Regions from separate parts of the Mus musculus genome. Here region 1 is linked to region 2. Evidence: chromatin loops called from intact Hi-C (ENCODE). Cell type or tissue: heart. All regions are shown on one strand.

Region 1 (8,000 bases), 90 kb before region 2:
TGGAAATTTGAATAATATTACTGCCTTCCGGGGTATAAAAGTTCAACAGGAAATACCTTCCTACTATATCTTCTTTAATTTCTCTTAGCAATATGATTATAAATTGGGGGCCATCTAAATATACAGAATATCTGATGGCTTGGGATGGGGATCAGGAGAGGGAGGGAAGAGGGAGATGAACGGAGAACCTATGAGACCGGTAGGGAACGGAGTCTGCGCTGGTTGTAGCTAACGTGGCTTAGACTCTGTTTTCCTCTCCATCACCTCAGTAGGTTTGACCCCAACTTCTTGTGACTGTTTTGAAGGGCCTGTTTTCAGGTGCCAGGCAGTTTTCACGAGTCTGGACACAGTGGTTCCCACCAGCTGTGTATCTTGCAGGCCCCCTGGCCCTGCCAAGCCCCTGCTGGAGCAATAAGTAGTTCAGGAGACTTCTTTCCCCATGCACCAGTGGTTTTGTCAAACGAAATTTAATCCTTCCAAATCAGGGGGATTACTCGGGGTAAGCCATTAAAATTGTTCATTAAAATGCTGATGTCCCATTGCTGTTCTCCCGTGTGTAAGCACTCTCCCAGAGCCTGGTATGTGGTGCCACCTTGCTCTGCTCCAGTCTAACTCAGGTGACATCTAGGACATGGACATGACTTGCATTTCTTCCTGGCCCAGAGGAACCCTCCCTCCATGGTGGGCACAAAGCTTAGGAAAAGATGTGTGTTTTAAAGATACCTTCAAGTTCAGAGGACATTGGATAATTTGGAATAAATATATCAGAATATTTCTAACATGGGCAAAATAGCTTTGGCAAAGTATAAGCTATGGCCCCCCTGTATCATCCAAAATGAAAACCAGGAAACATCACAAAATTCTAGTAGGTGCGTTTTCCATTCTTCCACATGAAGAGTGCTGCCACACAGTGAAGACTGCTAGCGGCGGAACCCGCTGGAAGGACTCACCTGTCTGTACAAGAACAACACCTGGAGATGAGGAAGGGCTGAGGATGGGCCTCTGTCATGGGTAGTGCTATACACACAGCAGTGAGCTGGAGAGCCTCCCAAAGGCCCAGTCCCCACCCACAGCATTACGGGGATGTGGTGGAGAACTGGGGCCTTGTGAAAGAAGGGTTGGCCACTGGAGGTATGCACTGAAAGAGACAGTGGCCCAGGCTCTTCCTTTCCCTCTGTTTGCTTCCTACCATGAAGTACTGGGCTGCTACAGGCCCAAGGCGACAGGACTGTGCAACTGTGGATGGAACCTGGGAAGCTAAGACAAATACACCAATCTCCTTACAAGCTGGATATCGGGAGTGCTGGTGTTGGTTGGTGTCTTAGTCAGGGTTTCTAGTCCTGCACAATCATCATGATCAAGAAGCAAGTTGGGGAGGAAAGGGTTTATTCAGCTCACACTTTTCACATTGCTGTTCATCACCAAAGGAAGTCAGGACTGGAACTCAGGCAGGTCAGGAAGCAGGAGCTGATGCAGAGGCCATGGAGGGATGTTCCTTACTGGCTTGCTTCCCCTGGCTTGCTCAGCCTGCTGTATTATAGAACCAAGACTACCAACCCAGAGATGGTCCCATCCACAAGGGGACCTCCCCCCTTGATCACTAATTGAGAAAATGCCTTACAGCTGGATCTCATGGAGGCATTTCCCCAACTGAAGCTCCTTTCTCTGTGATAACTCCAGCCTGTGTCAAATTGACACAAAACTAGCCAGTACAGCTGGGATTTTTGTTTGTTTGCCGTTTTTGTTTTGTTTTGTTTTGTTCTTGTCGCCATCACAGAAAGCTGATGTGATTGATGTAGGTAAGCAGTGGGGAAACTATGAACCAGAGATGGAGCTGGGATACGCAGGCTTGCTCAAAGTGCAGCATATGGGCCACTTATCAACAACTGATAGTTTGGGAAGAAGTGCAAGTAAGTATCTGAGAAAGATGGTAACACACACTGTGCAATGAACCAGCTATAGGTATTTAGAGCCTTGTGGCAGAGAATTTCAGTGTTTAGAGCTTTCTGATCAATACAAGAAAAGCCCATGCAGCTGACTGGGTCAAGAGAGACCCTTCAGACATTGTGGTGTGTGTGTGTGTGTCTGTGTGTGTGTGTGTCTGTGTGTGTGTGTCTGTGTGTGTCTGTCTCTGTGTGTGTCTGTCTGTGTGTGTGTGTGTGTGTGTGTGTGTGTGTACTTGCTGAAGACTGAACTGGGAGCTGTGGTGTACTAAGTTTGTGTTCTTTCACTGAATTACATCCTAGAGCCCATCACTGAGCATCCACGATGATCCAGGTGCCTTATACATCTACCTGAATCTTTCCCAAAACCCAAGAAGCAGAGTCACCTTCGCTCCAGTTCCCAGGAATGAAAATCTTTTGTCGGAATAGGATAGAGAAGCAGGATGTGGAACTGAGGCCTGTGTGAAGTCAGGGGGCAGCTCTCTCTTCTCCAGGATGCCATCTCTTCTCCCGGATGGTGTAACCACCTGGAGCCACACAATGAACTGTGGAATGGCTACAGACACAGAAAGAAAAGGAAAGTCGTGGGGGGAATGCATAGGGGTACTGACCAGAGCATGAGGGTGAGGAGGTTTCCGGGGTGAAAGATTTCACTGAGTAAGATCTTGTTGGCACTATGATAGCTTTTTAGATGGAGCAAGGAAAAGATCACAATGTTGTCCCCTCGCGGTGATGTGACAATCCAGGGTGAAATGTTATAGACATGCACAAATATGTATAATTAAGGAAAGAACTCAACACATGCTACAAAGCACAGGTTCGAGGAGACAATCTAAGTTGTAGGATCCAGGCATTGCAGCAGAGGAAATGCTGGCTCTGGCCTTGAAGACATGGATACAGCTTTGGGGATAAAGAGGAGAGCTGGGCAGTGGTGGTGCACACCTTTAATTCCAGCACTTGGGAGACAGAGGCAGGCAGATTTCTGAGTTCGAGGCCAGCCTGGTGAGTGAGCTCCAGAACAGCCAGGGCTATACAGAGAAACCGAGAGAGAGAGAGAGAGAGAGAGAGAGAGAGAAGAGGAGAGTGAGCTACACACGCTGATGTTTCCTCTGAATCATTCTTGGCTGTTGGGGGGCCTGGCCTGGATATTCTAGAAGATGTAGCCACAGCCCTGGCTCCTCCCACACAGGGGGTGGAGCTCCCTACTGCGCTTGCCAGAGCGATTGCTAAATGTCCCCTGGAGGGCAGCCTTCACGGAGAAACACTGGCTTGATCTGAGAGGACTGTGTGAGAATCTGAGTGTTTGGGAATAAAGAGGTGCCTGTGTTTGCTCGGTTGAAAATGTGTTTCTTGGAACAGTGGTATCTTGTGAGATAATGGTGGCCCCTTAAATGGGATTTCATGTTCAAACAGTGTTGAGAAATAGCATATAATTTTCCTCTCAATTGAAGGCTCACAGTATCTATATGTGGCAGCATAGTCAAGGCTTTGAGAGGTTGTGCAAGAAAACAGTTCGCCTTTGGTTAAACGCAATCACCACAGAACGTTTTTTAATTAAGGGACAGTATTCCCTTCCTGAAGGTCACTATTGTGTTGCAGGACACAGCTTGGAAAATGGCAGTGTGTGTAACTGAGACACGGGGTATGCAAATGAGTTAGAGCCAGAGAGTACAGATTCTCCAGCCAGATTCAACGTACTTCAATTCAGTTAAGAGCTCTGAATTTCACAGTCAACAATCTCAAAGTAATCAGCGGGTAGTTTTACTAAAACTGGTTTTGTTCTTTATTGCTATATACTAAGCAACATTAGCCTAGTGTCAGTGAGGCGAATGAATGAAAAGATGTTGAAATAGAAACCAAGGGCCAAGAGGATGGGGAAGTGGGTGAGAGTGCCTACCAGCAAGGCTCGAGCTTAGTCCCAGGATGTACGTGGTAAAGGAGAGAACTGACTCCTAGAAGTAGTCTTCTGGTCTCCACACATACTCTATGACATGGATGTGCGTGCATGCGTGTACACACACACACACACACACACACACACGAACCAAGGCATCTCAAGGCAAAAGCAGTAACGTAACGGTGGTGATGGGAGGGAGTTTGGCAAGATGGTGCCATGTTTAAAAGCGTTAGATACTCTTGCATAGGACCCAAGTTCAGTTCCCATCACCCATAGACTCTTATAACTCCAGTTTTGGGGGATCTGGTATCCTCTTATAGCTTCTGTAGATATGCACATACATGTATGCCTGAGCATTCACACACACACACACACACACACACACACACACACACACACATACATACATGCGCATGGATAAATTGAAAAGTATAAATACATCTTTTTTTTTTTTAAGAGTGAGTCATGAGAGGAAGGATCATAGAAAACACGCGCTGGAGACTGACAAAACACGGTATGTGGTTTTATGGGAAAGGGGATGGGGAAAGGAGACGATGAGGGTTCCATGACTTCAGGCTGGAGTTACAGGGAGCTTCATAGGGAGGTAACAGGCAAGGGATGATCAGGGAAGAAGATTTGGGGTGAACTTGTCTGAGGCAGGCTATCTGGAGGCAATGGTCGGACATGCAAGGGAGCAGCAAGACGTCTGCATCAGGAATGGGAACAGAAGTGGAGATTCACCTGGGGTGTGGTTTTCCTTCGGGCGACTGCGTGAGCAGAAATGTGGCAGCCAAAGAGGGTTGGAGAAGGGAACAAAGGAAGGGAACTGCAGAAAATGGCTACCCCAAGAGAGCGGAAGAAGGGAGATCACATAGCGAGGAACCTGGACCTTGATGAACAGGGTGAAGGATGAAAGAAAAGTAATGTGCTCAAATTAGAGAGAACATTAAGAAGCGTTGGCTGCAAAGAGTTGTCTTGCTTATTATTGTCAACCTGACACCACTGGTGATGAAGGCATTGCCCAGATCACACTGGCCTGTGGCCATGTCTGTGAGAGAGTGTCTTGAATAAATCAAGGAAACAAAGAATTGATTCCTTGAAAAGATGGACAAGATCACCAACCACCTTATGTAAGCCAGCAGAAAGAAGAGAGATGAGAACAGCTACTCTTCAACAGATACAGATAAAACCCAGAGCATCATCGAGCAACACTTCAAAACCCTGGAGAAATCGCTAGCCACCTGTGGTCTACCAATACGAAACCAGCAGGATGCTAACAGCTCAAACAGGTCTATTCTGAGTGATGCTATTAGAGCAGTTATAGTCTCCCAACAGAGAGAAACCAGGAGCAGATAGAATCATAGCTAAAATCCAGACTTTCAATGAATTAACACGAATGCTCCTCAGACTACAGTAAGGGAAGGGATACTATTATCCTCACACTAAACTCATAAATACTAAACTCATTCTCAGAAGCCAACCTGATCCTGACACCAAAACCAGAGGACGCAACAGAAAAGAGAGCTCTATAGATCAAGATTTCTAATGGACATAGATGCAAATACTCTTAATTTAATACTTCCAAACCTAATCAAGATTTTAAGAAATTGTAATTATTGTTATTTTATGTAAATAGATTGGGGAAAAACATGTGTGACTGTACCCATGGAGGGCAGAAGATTCCCTGGAACTGAAATTACAGGATACCATGAGCTGCAATGTGAACGTTAGGAACTGAACCCCGGTCCTCTGGAAGAATAGCAAATGTTCTTAATTGTTGAGCCATCTCTTCAGCTCCTGAATCAAGTTTTGGCCTCTTGATTGTAATGTTAATAGAGATGGGATTCTAAAGGGTTCCTGTGTTTGGATGAGAGTGAAGTATGAATTACTCCTACTCAGGATAACAGAAAAGACAATAGAAAAGAAAAATAGAGGAATCTTGAAGTGGAGGTCTCAAGTATAGAGCCTAATAAACCAAGAACTGTAGGTCATCACCAACTGTTTAACAGCACAGCCAACAGGAGTGGAGTTAAACATTAGGGAGTATGGTACATAATTATCAGTTGTAGAGCACGTAGGTGAGGGAAGGGGTGTGGCTCATGCAAAATGCAAGGCTCCAGTTTCTATCTGTAGCACCACAAATAAGACAAAAACAAAAGAAAAAAAAAACATTTACGCAAGCATAAGTTACTATGGGCCTATCACTAACCCACTTATGATAATCTCATGACCTTTGTCAAGAGTGATCAGAAGGAAAGGTAAACAAATGTGGAGAGAGAGAGAGAGAGAGAGAGAGAGAGAGAGAGAGAGAGAGAGAGAGAGAGAAGAAATTAGCAACCAGAAATGGAAGAAGTGTTATTCGACGCGTTCTCACGACCGGCCAGGAAGAACACAACAACCAGAATCTTCTACGGCAAAGCTTTATTGCTTACATCTTATGGGGCCAGAGCGTAAGAAGCAAGAGAGAGCGAAGCAAGAGAGAGAGAAAACGAAACCCCTTTCCTCTTTAAAGAGAACAACAATTGCCTCGGACGCATCACTCCCTGATTGGCTGCAGCCCATGGCCGAGCTGACGTTCACGGGAAAAACAGAGTACAAGTAGTCGTAAATACCCTTGGCTCATGCGCAGACTATTTGTTTACCAACTTAGAACACAGGATGTCAGCGCCATCTTGTGACGGCGAATGTGGGGGCGGCTTCCCACAGTTCCCCCTTTTCTATTAATAAGAGCAAATAGGCCACCCATATTAATGAGAGTGGAGATAGAGGTCAAATCCCCAGTGTGTAGGTAAAGGAGCCATGTACAGGATTAGCTCTTAGGCTCACAGGCTTTTACCCAGAGCAACCCTGACCTGCTCCCGTGTCGTTTTTCCTGGGGGAAGGGAACTAGGACACTGAACCTTCATGAAAGATGACATGTCTCCCTAGAATAGGCTCATATATGCCGCAGAGCCTTTCCATTGCAGTGCTTAGCCTTGCAACTCTCTCGGGCTGCTGAAGCACACTCACTCTATCTCGTGCAATGAGTCTAGCCTCGTGAGATATAAGAGCTGAGTGGCCAGCGACCTATTGCCTAAGCATAGATAACCATATATCAGGGGAAGCTCCATGTTCTAGTCCTGCAAGCGCCTGGGCAATAACCACCTTGTCTCTCCTAGTTTGGGCCTTAAGCTTACAGACCAATCAAAGAAGCAACACTAATCCACAGCAAAGTGTATCTCCAAATAATATTAATCCCACCCAATTTTTTAAAGAAAGAAAATGCTGAGGAGATCCAATTGGGTAATCCTTTGGTCAGGGACAGGTCCAAGCGCGTGGAGTTGACCTGAAGTCTCAATTCTCGAAGGATCTGTTCAAATTCAGCCATCCAATTCTGTAACATATACTGAAAAAGACTTTTTGACAAATTAGCTGCCCTAGTAAATTTAACATACTGAATGGAAATAACACACAATCCCGGAAACTTTTGTTCACATCCCTGCTGAGTTATTTGTCATAATACATCCAGTTGTTTCTGGACAAGATCTATGAGTTGATTAACCAGCATGAGACCTCTCTGTATCTTGACATTAGCTGAGGCCTGTTCATCTATGACTGTAGTCACTGAGGCTGACAAAGTGTTAATGGTGTCAGTCATCTGGACCTGTCCAGACAGAGCCAAGGCTGTCTGAATTAAGGCCAAACCCAGTTCCCAGTTAGTGGTAAAAAAGCAAGAGAATACTTGAGCATTATACATCACCGTCATTGGGAGTGGAAATGTCGACATTATCCCCCAACGCTGCTCTCTCTTTATTATTGACGCCCTGGACATCACCAAGACGAGGGACATTAGTATTCCCTTGGTCAGTCTGGATTTTTCGGGTGAGTCTTTCTGGTACCCAAAATGGGTTGTCTTCATTCTGTGGGAAAACACAGATAGCTCCCCTGGATCTTATCAAGATAGGATCCGGGCCATACCATTTATTATCAAGAACATTTTTCCATTTAACCATCTCATTGGGCCTATCTGGCTCTGAACAATGACGTTCAGCCGCAGTATGGCCATGAGCATCAATATTTAAAAAATTGAGTGTAAAGAGTGCCAAAGACACCGACACTCTTGGTGCTCGGGGTACAGTCTCCTCAAAAGTTCCCCTCTTCTGTTTTATAAGATAGGCTTT
Region 2 (8,000 bases):
CGAAAGCGGTGTTGGAATACGGCACAGGATGGGTCCCTGGGCCCTCCCACGGGGCTACTCAATTCACCATCCACAAACCTGTCAGCACGTGTCGTCTCTCATCCGTTCCCACCCACCCACAGGCCTTCTGGTTCTGGAGGGTTCCAGAGGGGGACAGATTGCTGAGGGCTTCCTAGCTGCCCAGACATCGCTGCTCAGGGCTGTTTTTAACAAGAGGTGGTGACTGCAGCCTATCTCTGCCACTGTACTGTTCAACTGCTGCAGCTCAGGGACAGCAGCTCAGTTCCCAGGCAAAGATGGAGAGGCTTCCCGAAAGGAGAGACCATAGCAGCCTCCGCAGTCACCTCACAGTGTGACACGCTGACCTAGCCCACCCAGTCACCAGTGTCTGATCTAAAGTGAGATTTCACTAAGAAGTGACTCAGAAAGAAGGGGGCAGGGCTTTTATTTCAAGCTTCCCCCCCCACTTTCTTCTCTATTTCCTGGGTTTAATAGAGAAGTAGTAAAAAGAGCATTGGGTAAGAACTTCTGTTTGCACGATGCCTATCTCCTGCACAGATTTCCCCAGTGTTAAGATTCCTGAAGTCAGAAGTCAGTGTTTCTTGGGGGGTAAGAGTCTATTTAAAATAAACAACCATGACTGGGCTTCTCTCAGTTGGACTTGAGAAGCGCTGTACCAAGGAAGACAGGCTGACACCAAGCAGTATCCCTAGGCTGGGCCTGGTGCCTTGTACCTGTTATCCTAGCACTCAGAAGCTGAGGCAGAGGATTGCAAGTAAGAGGCCAGCCTAGACTAGGTCTCACAATGTCTCTAAAAGCAAAATCAAATAGAATAGCAGGTGGGGGTGGGGTACTGAGGCCCCAGAAGAGAAGGAAGCCTGACCCACAAAAAGGGTCATTTCCCTCTCCACCCGGAGCTAACAGAAGCGAGTGGCCACCATTGCACACATGGGAAGGACCTACTCAGCTGGGCAGCCCTTGCTGTCTTCTACACCAAGCACCCTATCCAGCACCCTACACAGTTGCTCCTATCTTCAGGGAAAACTTCCCTATAGCCATGGGCTCCCCGCCATGGGCCTCACACCCTTGGGGCCCCCTTAAACTCACAGTAACATCAGATTTTTACCCATACAAATCTGACGTCCCTCCTATTCACATGAAATCCTCACCCAGAGTCATTTGAGGAGAACCCACACATTAGCTAGCCAGAAAGTTCTCAAGGAGACAGCCTCAACCGTACAACCACCCAAGAGCTTGTGAGAGGCCACCCCTGGCTAGGTATGGTGTGTGTTCTCCCACATACACGCTGATGGAACCCCGAGGCAGGGGGTGGGGATGAAGGTACAAACAGTTTCATATTAAGGATAATCCCCCCATTCCTGGGAGGCATTTCACTCTGAAAAAGGAACTAAAACATCTTTTTTATTTTTATAATATTAAAAAATAAGTCTTTGATATATAAAAACTGGCCAGAATTTTTTTTTTTTTACTTGTTACATAAGAATTGTCATCTTACATGTCCAGACTATTATTGGATCTTTGTCTCGGGGCAGGAGTTAGGGATAGGGTCCTGAGTATGAGTGACAGGAGGTGCCAGCCCCTGACAAAGTACTGTGCAGAATAAGGATACTCTCAGCTTTGATTTCGAAGCAGAAGTCTGCACAGCAGGCTATAGCTCTCCTTGTACCTTTAGTGACGTGACCTTTAAGCAGGTGGCACCAGTGTGTTGCTCGATGTGTAACAAGATGTTTAAGACTGGCCTCTGTGTCCTCCCCCCGCAGCAGCCAGTCCCAGCAGCTAACATCCCACAAGGCAGAAATGCAGACAGGCGTCATCATTTCTGCAGGGGACGGAGGATCCTCCCGAGGGTGGCCTGCCCCGAGTCCTTCAGTCTGAGAGAGGATCTTTCCGTCGTCCCTCTGCCCTTCAGTGAGGTTTCTACATTGGCACTTGAACCCCCAGCAGATTCAGGACACTTCTTGGAGGCCCGAGCACTGCTGGCCCTCTTCAAAGTGCCAATGTCCTTGGAGGCAGAATCCTCGGAGCCACCTTTGACCCTAAGCTGCCGCTGGGAGACTGTCCTGGTGAGGCCAGTGGTTCTGGCCGCGGGTGGAGCATCCGTTCGCAGGCTCCGAGATGACGAGGCCACCGTATTTCGAGCAAAACTTGGGATGGGGGGAAGGGCTCGAGAGACACCCGTAGCCTGAGGAGCCTTGGGCTCTTCCTTGGGACTCTCGGGGTCAGGAGAGTTGGGGCTGCTGACCTTGTTTTCTTCAGGTTTCTGCCTGGGGATGTTTCTGAGGGGCTTGGCGCTAGGCTTCCTGAACGAGGCTCTGGGCTGCAGCGGGGCGTCCTTCCCTGGCCGTCCACTGATGCTGCCACTCGAGCGGGGCAGCCTGGGCTCCTCTGCCCCAGATCCACTCACCTGGGGCCTCCTGGGCGAAGTGTCCGAAGTTCCTCTCACTGAGCTCCTTCGTGATAGTGGTGTGTCTGTGCTGCTGGGTGTCTCCCGAGGGGTAGCCTTGGGTGTCGGTTCCGGCCGCTTCCAGGGCCCGGCTCCCCTGCTGGACTTGGAGATAGGGACCACTTTGCGCATATGTTCGTTCTCGGAGGAGTTCAAGGTTCGCACAGGCTTGGTTGTTACCCCTTGGCTGCGCCGTGCACTGACAGGCTTTGAAGCCCCTACTGAAGCCTCTTTGAAGGAATTTCTCTTTGGTGCTATAGCATCCTTCCCTCTGCTGGGTCTGTCCTTCGGAAGGCCACCTTGGCAGCTCAGCTCACTCTTACTGGATTTTGGAGCAGGAACCTCCCCAGGGGGGCTGGAAACAGAGTTGGAGGAAACCTGGCTGCTTCCTGCCTCTCCAGCCCCAGAGGACACTGAGCCATCCCCTTCCTTCTCTTCCTCTTGCTTGTCTCCCCCGGCTCTGGAGTCCATTCCCTCGGAGCAGTCCAGAGTCAGTGAGCAGTCTGTGGTATCTGAGACATATAACAGAGGTCCAGCATCCTTATCTTCAGTGTCGGTGACAACCACAGACACGAGAGCCTCACTGCTGGGTTCATCAGAGATGGTCCTGTCATCCTCCCCAGCTGGGCTGAGAACCTCCTGGGTGTCTGTGTCCTTGGGTGGGAGACTGTCACCGCCAGCAGCAAAGGGCTGTGAGCTCCTATCCCCTGGAGATGGCAGCTTTGTGGGACAGAAGTCATTCAGAGTCAGTTGGGATCCTTCCTCCAGGCTCTTGGGACTCTGGAGGTCAAACTGGGTCAGCCCTGTGACCAACTCATGCTCCCTAACACCCAGATCCAATGGTAAGAGTGGAGGGCTTTGTGTGGGACCCAAGCCCACAGGTTCACTGTTCCTTTTTCGGAGGCTCGGCCTGCTCCGCCCAGCCAGTGGGAGGGGAGAAGCAGGCTCCTCCCGCCAGGTTGTCGGAAGCTGATTTTGCCAAGCAGGGGGAGGGGCTTTCTCCTGGATCTTTGAGGCCTGAGGTTCATGTGTAAAGTTAGGGCCATGGCTCTGTTGTTCTCTGGGTTCCATCCAGGCGATGGTGGGCCGAGCTTGTCGGGGACTGCTCCGGGGCAAACTGTTGAATTTGTTGGGGTCCTCTGGACTGCTGGTGGCACTCTCCAGGAAGGTCAAAAGCTCCCGGTCCGCAGAGATGCCCAGGGAGAGGCGGGAGCGACGTGTGTTGGGGGGCCGGTAGGAGGGGCTGTTGGGCCTGGGCTTCAGGAAGGAGGGCAGGTCTTCTGTGCCTGTCTTAGCTAGCATCTGCACATCATTCTCACTGCTGCTCCTGCCAAAGCTCCCGAGTTCCCCAGTTGACCAGGAATACCGCTTCTGTTCCATCTCCTTCTGCCTCTGTAGCTGCTTCCGCTCCTGTTCCTCCCGGTCATGATTGTCCTAATAGAGTGGAGAGATGCCAGCATGAGACACAGGGAGCCTGGGTGCAGTACTAGGCCCACTCACTGTGACATTTAATGAGAGGTACTTTCATAGACAGCTGTGGGTCCTATCCCACACAGATTCTGCCTTCTTCTGTACGTGTGTGTGTGTGTGTGTGTGTGTGTGTGTGTGTGTGTGTAGGGTGAGCAAACTTCCTGAAGCAACTTATGGGTCTGACAAAGGGACATGCTAGGCTTTGCTCCAACAATCTGTCTGCCATCCTCATTTGATCCCTCGGCCCAATGTCCAGCTTCCCACATGGGCTGTGATTCTGTATATCCACGCAGTCTCAACTCCAGCCAAGCCACCTAGGCAATTGTAGAGATGTAGAGACCACGGATGCTATAAGAGTGCACCCAGAATTGTACAAGCCAGTCGTGTGGCTCTATCCATGCTCCTCTCTAAGTTAATACACGTATACTCTCAAACAGAACATTCTATTCAGCACTGAGTTGGGTATATGAGCATATGCTAGAGACATGGAGAGTTGCCTTTCACTGCGTTCTTTGAGTGCTCTGGATGAAGCTAAATGAACAAATATGCCCTGGTGGCTCTGCCAGCCACAGCCTGAGGCAGAGGTGAGGGTTCTGTCCCTCAGGCCCAGGTCCATCCCTACAATCAGAGAAGAGAAATAGGCGCACTTTACAATCCTTCAGCCACCTAGACTGGAAAGCAATCAACCTTTCCCAAAGACACAGAACCCAAATGCAGACTTCAAAGTGTCCTTCACTTCTCTGTGTGATCTCTTATGTTGTCCCCGTCAGGGACTCACTCCCGTTACCCACTTAGATACCAAATCTGAGGATGCTCAAGTCTCTGATGCAAAATAGAACAGAATTTACATATATTGTATGCATATCCTCATATATGACTTACATTGACTCTAAATTACTTATAGCTAATGCTGTGTAAGAGTTACATATGCATTGTTTAAGGCATGACAAAAAAAAAACCTTTAGACATTTGGCACAGATATAATCTTTAAACACTATTTTCAATTTGTGGTTGGCTGAGTCTGCAGGCGTTTTAAGTATGCAGACACGGCTACACTTGTGAAGTAACTCCTGAGTTTCTTTTGGGTCCTGAAGCCCATGAAACCATGTGGTTATGCAGACACCTCGGCTCTGTTATTGTTAGCAGCTTTTATTTGACAATAAGCTTCCTCTTCCAGTGGGCTTTCCTTTCCAAGTCCCTGTGGAGCTCTGCCTGGGGAGTCTTGGCTCCTGCAACTCCAGCCACAGCCTCCCCAGGGTCCCCAAACTCTTGGTATTGTTATCTTAAGCCTTCACACAGTGGTGGTGGTCCAGGCCCTGTCTCTCATGACCACTGGGCATGAACATCCACAGTGGCCTCACAGGCCTGCAGTATCCAGATGGAGAGTAAGAGCCTCAGAGTCATTTTGGCTTCGGCTACCCCCCACGGCCTCCCACAGCTGAGCTCACTGCTTGGATAGAAGCTTGTTAACGTGGCAGCGGGCTCAGCTCACCTCCCTCATTGAGATAAAGCAGTGGAGAGGAACCCAAAGGAATTATGAAGAAATGCGAACAGTTTCTGTTAGAAATAGTGCAAGCCCTAGGTTGAATCCTACACTGTAAATCAACAAGTAGGCAGGTAAATAAATCAAATATGGCCAGCAGATGAATCAGGAGTAGCTGGTCCCTCTGTGTCACCTAAAATAATGAGATCTGAGAGAGATGCTGTCAGAGAGGAGAGGCTGTAGTGTTCCCATTTTCAGATAAATGTTTCCTTTACCAAGGACCAACAACCTGGGAAGTTTTCTGGCTTCTGAATTCAATTAAGAGACCACTTCTAGGCTATTCAAACTTCCCTAGAGGCTGACATTTCCTCCTAGGGAAGGGCTGAGAAAAAGAGTCAAATGTGCAGGAAACTTCCAAGTCCCATTACCATAAGCAGTGTTGGCTAGCAAAATGTTTCTAGGGCATTCTGCATGCTGTATGAGTAGCAAAGGCCAGAGGCCACCATGCCAGAGTCCTGATACTACAACAGAGTCACCTCCTACTCATCCGGGCCATGAGCCTGGCATGCCACCCGGCCAGACGGTCCTGAAACCAAAGAACTGATGACCATCTTTCTGCCACAGGCAGAGGACTAGGTCAGTAAGCAGGAAAATGAAAATCCCAAGGACCCTGGGAACAGGGCAGTGCCACCATTCATACCTTAACTGCTTTGTTGAATCTGGTACAGAAGTCTCTGAATATCTGGAAGCATTCATCCAGTTTCATGGTTTCTTTGTCTTCGCAGAAAAAGTCTATAAGGGTGTGAGCTTCACCCTGCAGCTCCCGTTTCCAGAGTTCCAGCTCCGCCAACTTCTCCACAGCAAACTACATGGAAACAAACAGGGACGCGTGTGGTAAGCAAGGTCAGCTGAGGTGGACACAGTACTGGGGTTCCATTTCAGGTTTCTGGAAAGGGAAGGCTGCAAAGGCCGCTCGGAGCCAAAAGGAAAACGAGTCAACTCAAACCAAAGCTCAAGGGAACAAGGCGACCTCCTACCCGAGACCCAGAGGCCACAAAATGAACTAAAGGAGCCAGAAGGGGGTGGTGCACACCTGTAATCCCAGCGTTTGGGAGCTGGAGACTGAGAGACAGGGAGTTCAAAGCCAGCTGGGTTAACACAGTGAGACCCTGTCTCTAAGTAAATCAACATGGAGCCATAACCCTCATGTAGAATGTCATTAACCAAGATTTTTTCCCTTTAAGACCCTTAGAGAAGTTGCCAAGGCAAACAGCTTGTCGTCATTTAGAATTTCGGTTGTATTTGCTTTTCCTCCTCTTAAAACAGACTCTCCTTTGGGCTGAGGTCTCGGAAGTTAACTTGTCCTGACAAGCTGCCCATGCTGTTCTGCTGAGAGGGGAGCTACACTCCATCCCAAATACACTCTATTAGGTCACTGTCCCGACTGCCCAGGATGGGAGACTGGAGTACTCCCTGAGCAGCTGTACCCCACATGCAGCAGGTTTGGGGTGTATCAGAACTCCCTAAGAGATTCGGGTAGGTCCTATCCCAGTCCCTACTGTCCTTGGCTCCTCTGGGTTATGGCTGCCAAGAATTTCAGTGCTACTTCATCAAAGTCCTCAGCGTGACAGAAGACCGTGTGTCCCCAGTACATTCCCAAGTCATAGAGAGTGGGCTGGTGATGCCCAAGGGTCACAAGGCATAGTTCCCTGATATAGGTTAGCGACTGCCTCTGAGCCATGAGGTGGCTGTGTGTGGCGAGAAAGGGGGTTGAATGTTTGAGCTGCTGCGTGGACAGCTTTCATTGCTGCCATATTTACTAAGCTTATATGAGAAGGAATGTAGGAAGCATATTGTTTCGTGAAATGACAAGTATGTGTGTATCTTAAGAAAGTCTACCTGTGAGGAAGTTCTTTTGGAGTGAGTGGCTGGGCTTAAGGTATAGGAAAGAAACAGGTTGCCCTCCTTGGAGGAGGGAACACTTAGCCAGCTACACAGCAGAAGTGTACCAGTTCAACCGCTTTCCCCTTAGCCAGCCTTTGCTTAACATTCTAGGGATGGTGGGAAACAAAAACTATTTAGGAAAGTGAAACCAGAGAGAGAGAGAGAGAGAGAGAGAGAGAGAGAGAGAAACCACCTGAGCTGATGGCCCAAGGCAGCGAGAGCCTTCCTGATGTGGCTTCGAAGAGAAGAGGGTATTCACAGAAAGATAATGCTTTGTCCATTGCTCTTCTGCAGGGCAAACAGCTAAGAACAACTGCGGAAGAGTGGGCCTCCTGACAAGAACTCCTATGACTTAGCCGCAGACCCTGTGGGGATGGATGGATGGATACCAGGAAGAAACGGCCTAACAGAGCCCACGTTGCACCTGGGACAGCCAAACACTCTAAACACTGGCTGGAAAAACAGTCACAGTGGAGTTGGATGCCATGAATTCTATAGCATCCTGCACAGAACCAGAACTTCATGCACCCGACTGTGCTTGGTACTGCTCTGCACTGAGAGATGGCAGCAGCCTCTGGGTTGCAGTTGCACCCTGGGTGGTATACACAGCCCCTGCCTAGCAGGCAGAAGGCCTTGGTT

The links. Hi-C counts contacts between places; a loop is a spot of excess contacts. Peaks named below come from ENCODE experiments on the same cell type or tissue, not always from the same donor. Only the 100,000 strongest peaks of a DNase experiment are listed, where the experiment ranks them.
Region 1: a loop joins it to region 2, with 2.0 times the contacts of the local background. A loop is called at or near these places in 4 of 42 quality-filtered maps.

What each region holds. Positions count from the first base shown.
Region 1 is chr3:84,352,969-84,360,968 of GRCm38, forward strand. The region is part of intron 3 of 4930565D16Rik (RIKEN cDNA 4930565D16 gene); the gene reads right to left. Among named protein-coding and RNA genes, the nearest start is that of 4930565D16Rik, 23 kb to the right of the region's middle. In heart, a CTCF peak has its summit at 3,182; a DNase peak (open chromatin) is centred at 3,143; H3K27me3 peaks cover 2,036 bases.
Region 2 is chr3:84,442,633-84,450,632 of GRCm38, forward strand. Fhdc1 (FH2 domain containing 1) reads right to left here. Exons shown (of 12, transcript NM_001205355.1): 11 at 6,118-6,282; 12 at 1-3,898. The coding sequence ends at 1,835. Among named protein-coding and RNA genes, the nearest start is that of Fhdc1, 33 kb to the right of the region's middle. In heart, no CTCF peak of the experiment used is centred here; no DNase peak of the experiment used is centred here; H3K4me3 peaks cover 771 bases; H3K27ac peaks cover 1,280 bases; H3K27me3 peaks cover 5,999 bases.